2 separate regions of the Mus musculus genome follow, and region 1 is linked to region 2. The links are chromatin loops, found by intact Hi-C in ENCODE. Cell type or tissue: left cerebral cortex. All regions are shown on one strand. Region 1 holds the start of Ksr2 (kinase suppressor of ras 2). Region 2 holds the start of Wsb2 (WD repeat and SOCS box-containing 2).

The links. Hi-C counts contacts between places; a loop is a spot of excess contacts. Peaks named below come from ENCODE experiments on the same cell type or tissue, not always from the same donor. Only the 100,000 strongest peaks of a DNase experiment are listed, where the experiment ranks them.
Region 1: a loop joins it to region 2, with 7 times the contacts of the local background. A loop is called at or near these places in 5 of 42 quality-filtered maps.

Annotation. Positions count from the first base shown.
Region 1 is chr5:117,413,457-117,418,456 of GRCm38, forward strand. Ksr2 (kinase suppressor of ras 2) reads left to right here and starts at 546. Exons shown (of 20, transcript NM_001312914.1): 1 at 546-1,552. The coding sequence starts at 1,373. In left cerebral cortex, CTCF peaks have their summits at 614 and 2,301; DNase peaks (open chromatin) are centred at 220, 681, 1,341, 2,351 and 1 more place; H3K4me3 peaks cover 3,312 bases; H3K27ac peaks cover 2,499 bases.
Region 2 is chr5:117,356,497-117,361,496 of GRCm38, forward strand. It overlaps Wsb2 (WD repeat and SOCS box-containing 2), which reads left to right and starts at 809. Exons shown (of 9, transcript NM_021539.5): 1 at 809-977. The coding sequence starts at 965. It overlaps Gm42012 (a long non-coding RNA gene), which reads right to left and starts at 364. Exons shown (of 2, transcript XR_878716.2): 1 at 131-364. In left cerebral cortex, a CTCF peak has its summit at 2,420 (motif pointing right); DNase peaks (open chromatin) are centred at 280, 798, 1,617, 1,949 and 2 more places; H3K4me3 peaks cover 2,773 bases; H3K27ac peaks cover 2,995 bases.

The sequences.
Region 1 (5,000 bases), 57 kb after region 2:
TCAGGCCTAACTAATTGTCTCCTCCCACTCGTCCCAACTCTGGGAAAGCCATCAAGGTTGTTTTCCCGCACCCTCCAGCCCACCAAAGCCACAAGAAGCCACCAGCCAAGCCAGGAGAGCTGCACAGAACCCTGTGAGCTGGGCGCGCACCTGCTCCCGGGTCCCCGCGCACCTGCTGAGCCGCGCTCCGGCCTCGTCTCGCGAGATCCGGGCTGGCGTAGTGGCCCCCACCCCCACCCAGGCCACCGAGTACCTCTCCCCGCCCCCGGGCCGGGCCTCCCCGCCACCTTGGGGACCAGCCCGGCCCCCCTCTTCACCCCCACGGCATCGTAGCGGCTGCGCTCCGCACGCAAGCCCCTCAGTCCCAAGGGACCCCGCCTCCCCGGCTGGAGGGTGGCCCGGCGGGCAGGTGCACGCGCCGCCTGCCGCCAGCGGGTCCCAGGCGCGCCCAGAGTGCGGGGACCCGGGGACCGGCTGCGCGCACGGCGCCTCTCGGCGCTGCATCCCTCGCTCCGCTCCGCTCCCCACCCCGCCCAGTGATTGACAGGCAAGATGTCGGTGTGGAGCGAGGCAGGAGCGATTTCAGCAGCCGTCCCCCCTGGAGCCCGGCGGCGGCAACAGCAGCAACGGCGACAGTGGCAACAGCAGCAGCAGGAGCAGCAGCAGCAGCGTTGTCGCGGGGAGCAGACCGCAGCCAGCCGCAGTGGGCGCCGCAGCCGCGCCAGCCGTGCGCACAGCATCCCGAGAGCGCGCTGAGCGCGGGGACCCGCGGACCATGCCGTGTCACCGCGACCAGGAGGGGGGCAGGCGCGCTCCTTTTTGACATAAAAGCCAGCCCGGCCAAATAGATTTATATACATATAATTCCGCCCTTCACGGAGCCGGTGTGCGAAGCGTGAGCTCTATTTCCCTCTGCCTCCTCCTTCCACTTCTCCTCCTCCCCTTCCTCCTCCTCCTCCTCCTCTTTCTCCTCCTCTTTCTCCTCCTCCTCTCTAAGTGTACAGACTGCACCCTACCACCTGGTTGGCTTCTGACAAACGGGCATCTCTCCCTTTTTAGGGACCAGAGACACAGAGAAAGAGAGAGGAGAGAGGAGACAAGGGACATTCTAATGCAGACTGCCTGATACTCTCCCCCGCCCCAAATAATAATAAATTTTGGCTCTTGTCCCCTCCTCCACCCCCCACTCCCCTCAAGCTTGTGTGAGATGTTGGGTTTCTTCAGGAGACACCGCTGAGAAGTCGCAGAGGTTGGGGAGGCGTAGGGGGGGTGGGGGTGGACTCCCTCTACCTCTACTCCTTCCCTCCCCCTTTTTTTCTTTCTGGGAGGAGGTGGAGGAGGAGGAGGGGAAGGGGGGGTTGCAGAGCAAGCGATGGATGAGGAAAACATGACGAAAAGCGAAGAGCAGCAACCTCTGAGTTTGCAAAAAGCCTTGCAGCAGTGCGAGTTGGTTCAGAACATGATCGACCTGAGCATCTCCAATCTGGAAGGGCTTAGGACCAAGTGTGCAGCTTCCAACGACCTCACGCAGAAGGAGATCAGGACCCTGGAGGTAGGTGTTGCCTGGGGTGGGGGTGGGGGGCAATCCTTCCATTCCTTCCCCTTCTCCAGTCTGTCCCCTTTCCCTTTGGGATTCTGTGTGTTGACGGAGGGCCTGGGAAGGGGGGGGGGGGCTAAAGCAGGTGGGCACGAATGATGCGCTATGATTTATCACCTGGCAAAGCCAGCGCGGCTGTCCCTCCCTTCCCTTCCCAGTGCGGCTGTTGTCTGTGCTCGGCCGGGTGGTGGTGGTAGCAGTAATAATTGCTGTTCCGTATTTATTATTATGGGTTGTAGCTGTTGCCATGATTATTCTTTTCTTGTGGGAAGAGGGAGTTATTATTGTTGTTATTATTTATTATTATTATATTATTATTCTCATTCTCTCTCTCAGATTTGTTTACGGGGGCTTGAGTGCTGGGTGCTATGTTAAGGAGCTGCAGGGAACCCACGTGACCTTGTGCGTTCTGCAGGTGGTCAAAGGTGGTTTTGCCTGGTTAGATGGGGCTGCTTAAATGAATTCAACCTTTTGCTCTGTGTCTCACCCCCCCCTTCCCCCAATCTACGCCTTAGAAAACCAGATGCGTGAGAAAAAAAAAAATCCCCATTTCTAAAACAATCGTTTGATGTGTGTGTGTGTGTGTGTGTGTGTGTGTATGTGTATGTGTGGGGTCTTTGCAGGCCCAAAATGTGTAAATGTTACGATTGCCTGGAGTGGTTCTTGCACTAGGTGGCGTGGGGAAAATGCTCTTGGGCTGCCTTGGTGAGACTTGGAGGATAGGGGTCCAGGAGACGGGAGTTTCGTTTGGCTCATTTGTAGCATCTTCTCTCCAGCAGAACTTGAGGGGAGTTGGGAGCAGTTTGCTAAGAGAGGGTGGTAGGGATGGCTACAAAGTTACCACCAAGAAATGGAAGGAACTGTTTTCCTTCAAAGGCCATTTTCCCCTCTAGGGGATGCTTTCAGGGTTTTGTGAAAGACCTGGTGTACCGAAATCCTCCAGCAACCTACCTTGTTCAAAATGTCAGAGGGATTCAAGCAGCCCCTTCAACCTCCTTCCCTCGAAGGCCCAGCTGTCCACATTGCATGATTTAATTTGGGAATTCCCACTAGCTGGCATCTGCCAGAGAGTGGTGGCTGTGGAGCCCAGAGCAAAGGAGGCTTCCCATTGGTATGGCCATGTATCCCGGAGCTGGCTGCTTCGGTTGGCCTCTGGCTTGGTTTGTGAGTTCCGGAAGCCTGAAGTGTTTCATCAGTCCTGGCTGATGGGGTCATCTGTATGAATGCACCTCTTGGACTCATTTGTCAGGCCTTTTGTTTCTCCTCCATGGTTTTAAGTTTGACCTGATGTCTGTATTGGTGCAGGAGACTATGGTTTGGAAAGAGGAGTTTGTATGTGTGTGTGTGTGTGTGTGTGTATGTATGTGTGTTTAAATACGGCGCTTGCTGCCCTTGGCTATGTATCTATGCTCACCTGTCAAGCGGGAACATGAGCCCAGGGATGAAATAAGATAAATGTGAATGTGGGAAGGGTGTTGGGAGGCCCAGGCATTGCCTTTCTCAAAGGAGAGAGAGAGGGGGGGTTGACTAACGATTGCTGCTGGATGAAAAGGTGTGGGCTGTTGTTAGCCTAGTCCTTATTTCTGCACAGGGGCCCAGGACAGATTTGGATTCAGAACTATACATGGGAAAGCTCATACAGGCCCCTGAGGGCCACCACCTCCACCATGTCTCTTCTCCTGTCATCAGCAAACCCCAGTCTAGGCGGACGATTACAGTCTAAGTTGCTCAGAGTTTCCTTCTGTTTCTTGCTATGGTGTTCTGTCCTCTGTTCGCTGACTCCCTGGAGAGCAGTGATTAACAGAGCCAGGCACTCTGTGGCTGGGGATGGAGCCCAGTGGTGGAACACTTGACTTTTGTAGTGACCTGGGTTCAATCCCCGGCACTTCTGCAGACACATACACAAACAACGGGCACCTGGTTCAGTGATATCTCTGCAAGATGTCTTGTATTTGAAATTAGGGGACAAAGGGCTGATGTGCTGGTTGGGAAGTTCGAGTCATAGGTTATCGTAGTTAGGGTTCCTATTGCTGCAATTGAGACACCGTGACCAAGGCAAGTGGGGGAGGAAAGGGTCTAGTTGACTTATACTTCCATAGAAATATATCAAAGGAGGAAGTCAGGACAGGAACTCACACAGGGCAGGAACCTGGAGGCAGGAGCTGACGCAGAGGCTATGGGAGGTGCTGCTTGCTGGCTTGCTCCTCATGGCTTGTTTAGTCTGCTTTCTTTTTTCTTTCTCCTCCTCCTCCTCCCCCCTCCTCCTCCTCCTTCTTCTTCCTCTTCTTCTTCTTTTTAAAAGAACTATTTATTTAGACCTCTGGAAGAGCAGTCAGTGCTCTTAACCGCGGAGCCATCTCTCCAGCCCCTCATTCTGCTTTCTTATAGAACCCAGGCCCACCAGCACAGAGATGGCAGCACCCACAATGGGCTGAGTCTCCCCCACCCCCGATTGATCACCAATTAAGAAAATGCCTCACAGTTGGATCTCATGGAGGCAGTTGCTCAACTGAGGTTCCTTCTTTTCAGATTACTCAAGCTTCTGTCAAATTGACCTAGTAGCCCACACAACAGGAAGCACATTTTTTTTTCTGGATCTCACAGTCTTGAGGGTACCACAGGACACACCAACACTTGGTCCACAATGCCCAGTGACGCTTCTGGAGCAAGCATGACAGTTTCAACTGCCTAGCTCCCCAGGACCAGGGTAGAGGAGAGGAGCCCTGGAGAAGGTATGGTTGGGCCAGACTTCATGTTTGCAGTCACCAAGCTTTTGACCCTCCCAGCTATCTGATAGCCTGAAGCCTCATGGTGGTGCTGACTAAAATGTGGGTTCCCAGCATCTGATGGCCACATTCGAATTTAGCTGAAACTGGAGAGAGGGTCCAGGATTCTGCATTTAGTATGCAGATGGTGTACTTCTGTGCGTAGTTTTTCTTTGGCGGTGCTGGGAATTGAACCCAGGACTTTGTGAATGCTAGATGAGGGTTCTACCACTGACTGTATCCTCAAGCCCCAGACCTTGTGTTTCTGATTAGGGACACTTTGTGAATTACTAATCGAAGCTGGGTGTGGCAGTGCACACCTGTAATCTTAGCACTTGGGATGCTGGAATGGGGAGGAGGGAACATCCAAGGCCAGCGTGGGCCACATGGTAACATTGTGCCGCAAATTAAAAAGGAAAAGAGAACTGTATTGTAGCTCAGTGGTGGAGGTCTTGCCTAATATAGCATGTTTAGCCCCCAAATTCTGAAAAAGACAAAAACAAAACCTACCAGGAACAACAACAAAAATCAACAACAGAACCCTGAATCCATTAGGGCATAAATGTTTCATTAGCGTTCCAGCTACTTCTCTGTATCTCTGTATCTCTCTCTCTCTCTCTCTTTCTAGCTATCTATAT
Region 2 (5,000 bases):
CTGGAGCGACCTTGAGTGTGGGTGGTGGGTGGGGTGGTGACAGGACACTACCAGGGGATTACAGAGCCCATGAGAAAGTCCAAAGCCAAGGAACAACTACAGGAACTACTTAAAACCCCTTTTCTCCTACCCTGGCTCCAAGTTAAATCCACCCGACACAAACAGGACCAGGACCCGAGGCACTAGCATCTGAGGACACGAAGAGGGAAATCTCGGGGTGTGTGGGGGTTAACCTTGACCTCCTCTCCCCTTAGTTCCTCCCCCTTGGCTTTCCCAGCATCCCTCCCGCTGGGGCCGTTGTCAAGGCCAGCATTTCAGCTCCCGCTGGGATCCCCAGTTCCCTGCCCCCCAGCCAGCATCATGACCCGGGCAGCTTCCCTGAGCCTCGAGCGAGCGAGCAGTCCCTTAGGTTTCTCCACGACACCCCCAGCCCTTGCCCGCCCCACCCCCATCTCTACTCGCTCCAATTTTAGGTTTCCACTTTGGATGCTCTCGGAGACCCCCAACCCCATCCTGCCCGGGGCTCCCCTGCCCCCTTCTCTGTCTGCTCTGCCCAGTGTTCCCCCCCACCTCGGGTCCCCTTAGCCCCGCTTCCTCCGGGCTCCGCGTCCCTTTAGTCCGGCGTTCCCTCCCCCCCCCCGCTCCCCGCCCCCCGCCTCCCGCCTCCGTCCCCACAGCTCGGCGTCCCCCTCGAAGCTCCGCGTCCCGCGCCCGCCGCCCACTCCGCCTCCGCCCCCGCATCCCCAGCGTTTCCCCTGCGAGCTCTCCGCCCCGGCCCCGGCCCCGCCCCCGCCGGCCGCCATGTGACGGGAAGCAGCTGATGGCCTCTGCGGGCGGCAGCGGCGGCGGCATTGGCGGCGGTGGTGGCGGCGGCGGGCGCGGCCGCGGCGGGGCGGGCGCGGAATGAAGGCCCACGGCCCTGGGGGCTGAGGCGCCCGCCGCCTGGGGCGGGCCGCGCGTCCTCATGGAGGCCGGAGGTGAGTGCGGCCGCGGCGGGGCGGCGACCGAGGCGGGGAGGGCAGCTTTGTTTCACTTTCGCTGTCAGCTGCGGCAGCCGGCCTCCTGCCACCGCGGGGACCGGCCGCCGTCCCTGAGCGAGCCCACTGGACTGGGATGGCTCCAGAGTCCCCGGGTCGCCTGCGCCATGGCCGGGCTTCTGGCCTCAGCGCCCATCGCGGCTCGGTAGTAGCTGCGGCCGCTGGGTGGGTGCCTGGGAACGGGGTGGGGCCCCGGACACTGCCCCGGGGTGACACGTAGGTCCCGACACCCTAGTGGGTGAGGTCCACAGCTGTCACCACGAAAGCTCAAAGTGAGAGCACGGGATGAACTTGCTGGCCGCCTGGAAAAGCGCAGAGATGCTAGGGATGGCTAGACCTGCAGCCCCTCGGGGCTTCTCCCTGGAGGGCTCTTGTCCCAGCGTCCTGATCACGGAATAGTAGCGTGGGTTGGGGACCTGGGGGAGGGGGCTGTCGCCACACTCCAGGGTCCCCAAATACCGGAGCTGAAAGACAGATTCCGTAGGGGGATTTTAAGAGTCAAGGCCTAGGGCTCAGACTTGTTCCGGTGAAGTTGAAGCTTCACCCAGGTCTGGAGGACTCGGATGCACCAGAGGGCTGGCAGGGCCGGATGGGGTTGTTGGAAAGGCAGGTGTTCCCTGGGGTGGTGTCCCCTTTGCATTTAGGAAATGACATTTCTTTGTTTGCAGGAGCCAGGCTTTCAGGGAAAGGTGTCGCGGCAGCTCCTCTCCCGGGTTTCCATCTAGATTAAAACCTTTCAGTATCTTCCCTATAGAATTCTGTTTAAATGGCCCCTACTGTTTTCTTCTGTGACTCTTTTTATAGCTTCCGTTTTCGTTTCCATTGATGCCTCAAAGTTGTATCTCAAAGCAATCTGTGACCAGACCACCTCCCCCCCCCCACACACACACTTTTTTTTTAAACCGGAATCTTTTCCAGTGCAGAGTTTTTCCCTAGTGATTGACGTCTGTGTGGTAGGCGGTGGGCAGAGCTGTTGGGAGCTACCAAGCTACTGTTAAAAAGGCCAGACACTAGGCCAGAGTTTTACTCTCTTTTCAAACTGAATAATGTCTATTGTAAAAGGATTACAGTAGAAAACAGTAGAACGGTGGTTACAATTAATTTATTCATTCAACAAATATTTATTATCTGGTATGTGCCGGGCACCCTCTGGGTCCTTGCTGGCCCAGAGTAATATAATAGCAATATGTAATTTAAACGTAGACACATTAAAAAAAGGCAACAGTTGAAATTAAAAAGGATAACGTATCTAAAATATTTCAAGTTTAATTTATGCCATGAAACAAAAATTATAGGAATGTTTTGGAGACGGAAGAATTTTTCTGTGTGGGCGTTTTAACTGCCAGTTTGTCTGCACCACGTGCTGCGTGCAGTGCCTGAGGGGGCCAGAAGAGGGCGTCGGAGCCTTTGTACCAAGTTACAAAGAGTTGTGAGCCTCCAGGTGGTTCTGGGGATGGAACAGCAAAGCGGCTCCTATGCAGCTGTAACAGCTGAGCCATCGTTACCGCTAAGGCTTTACAGTGTGGTGTGTGCTTTATAATTTTTAAAAACTATTCTTAGATTTACTTTTTTATATTTTATGTGTGTGTTTTGCCTGCATGGATGTCTGCACAATGCATGCACCTGGTGCCTGCAGAGGCCAGAAGAAGGCATCAGATCCCTCGAAACAGGAGTTACAGACAATTGTGAGCTACCATTTGGGTACTGGAAATCCAGCGCAGGTTCCTCTGCTAGAGTAACGAGTGCTTTTAACTGCTGAGCCATCTCTCCAGTTCCATGTATTATATTCTTAAAGATTGATTTGTTTATTTCATGCATGTGAGTACACTCTAGCTGTCTTCAGACACACCAGAAGAGGACATCCAATCCCATTACAGATGGTTGTGAGCCACCATGTGGGTGGGTGCTGGGAATTGAACTCAGGACCTCCGGAAGAGCAGTCAGTGCTCTTAACCACTGAGCCATCTCTCCAGCCCCGTATTATAGTCTTAATAGACTTCCACAGTTCAGGGGTTCAGTAACTGCTTATGGCTGGTGACTAGTGACAGACAGGCAAGGTGGTTTGAGGAGGAAATAGACCCCAGATGCATGCTAACCACAAACTCAACCCAGAATTCCCTAGTGTAAAGAAAGCTAAATGACTAAAGCTAAAGGACAGCGACTTAGTCACCCTGCTGAGTTAGCAATGTCACCAAGAAGGTGACATGGACACAGAGCGCTGATTATTATGATGGAGCAGCCAGTCAAAACTCTCCAAGCTGGCCTGGAGAGACCAGAGTTCAGCCATTAAAAGCTAGGCTCACAGCCAAAAAATATGAGAGTTTGGTTCCCAGCACCCACGGCTGGGCAGTCTCTCCAGCCACCAAAACCAACCAACCATCCAAACAAATCTCTCCAAGCTGACAGCTCAGCCTAGCAATGCAAAGATCCCTCGGCAGGAGGAAGGATTACCAAGCTTGCTGCCAGCCATGCTCCTGCCTCCACCTCTGTTAAAGGGGCTTTCCTTGTGTGGAAGAGGCTTTGATAATCCTCCTCCCGTTCTGCCTGTTGTACACATCCCTTGTTTAGTTGGGAAACCTGGAAGGGTTAGGGAAATGTCGGTCAAAGGTTACAGAATCTCCTTTAGCTAGGACAGTGACTACAGTTAATAACAGTTAGGTACTTGGAAACTGCTGACAGGTTTTTAAGAGAGTCCTCCCCGAGAAAAATGCGGAGAATGTGAAGGGGTGCGTACGCTCATTAGCTTAATTGAGCCCTCCTCTCCCTGTATGTTGGCTTTCCCACTTATCCGTACGTCACGTGGTGTCCAGAAAGTATGCGGGGCGTATTAATTTACCAAAGTCCTGACCCAGCCGCGGCGGGCCATGCAGGTACTGTCTCAGATGAAGCTGGATCCTCCCAGTTCTGCTTGGTTTGTTTGGAAGTGCTGTACGAATTACAGTTTTGTTTTCCAGTTGCCAAGTTTAGTTTGGGCCCAGACTCCAGGAGACTGGTGTCTTCTTTTAGAATCTAGATTCCTGACCTGAAATAGCAAAAGATGAAACCCCCCAGACCCCAGAAATAGAGTGTGAATTCTGGGCAGGGCTAGGGTTTGAGAATTCCAAATGAACAGTGGATGCCACATGCATCTTGGTAGTCCAATGGGCTCCACTTCCTGTGTATTTAAGAGGTATTGCATGTCTGTCACGAGTATCTCTTGGTAGCCTGACCGCTTGCTTTGGGAACAAACAGACAAGATTTGCTGCTGTGAGCAGACCTCCTAGTGCCTGGGGCGGGGCCGGGGGTGAGGCCGGAGGGGGGGGTGGGGGTGGGGGAGTGGTAATGACCTCAGTAGTCAGGAGTTCTAGAAAGGAATTAATGAGGAGTTGTGAAGGCCCTTGATTACTGCCTGGAGGGAGGAGTCCTTTGAGGCAGACACAATGAAGATAAGGTGCAGCCTTGGAGAGCTGGTGCAAAGTCCAGAGGTTGGAACTAACTGAGCTTAGTCAAAGGGGCCTGATCGTGCTGGAGCTGAGGGTAGGAACTGGGTAAGAGAGACTGCAAGCTAAGAAGTAAGAACAGATGAGAGGAGTCAGAGCAGGCCCCAGAGAGCAGTGAGAAGATTGCCTGGTAGGCCCGGCAACAGGTGCTGCTGGAGAGATTCAAGAAGTAGCCACGGGGCTGGAAAGGAAGGTTAGCGGAGGCTTTCGGAGACAGACTTGATGGGACTTGACTGTGAATTTGGTCTGGGCAGAGAAAGAAACAAGGGCTGAGCCTTTTATTTTGTGTAGAGCGTCATCCGTGCCATGCCATTGTTATCAGAGGAGAGGGCAATGTGTGTGTGGGAGGAAGTGAGTCAGGTGCAAGTGTGCCAGAGGGACACAGTTTTCCCAGCCTTATCATGTTGACACGAGGCCAGAACATGTTCATATCCACAAAGTAATGCTCATGCAGACATGTGTTTGCACATCTCTGGCAGGAGCC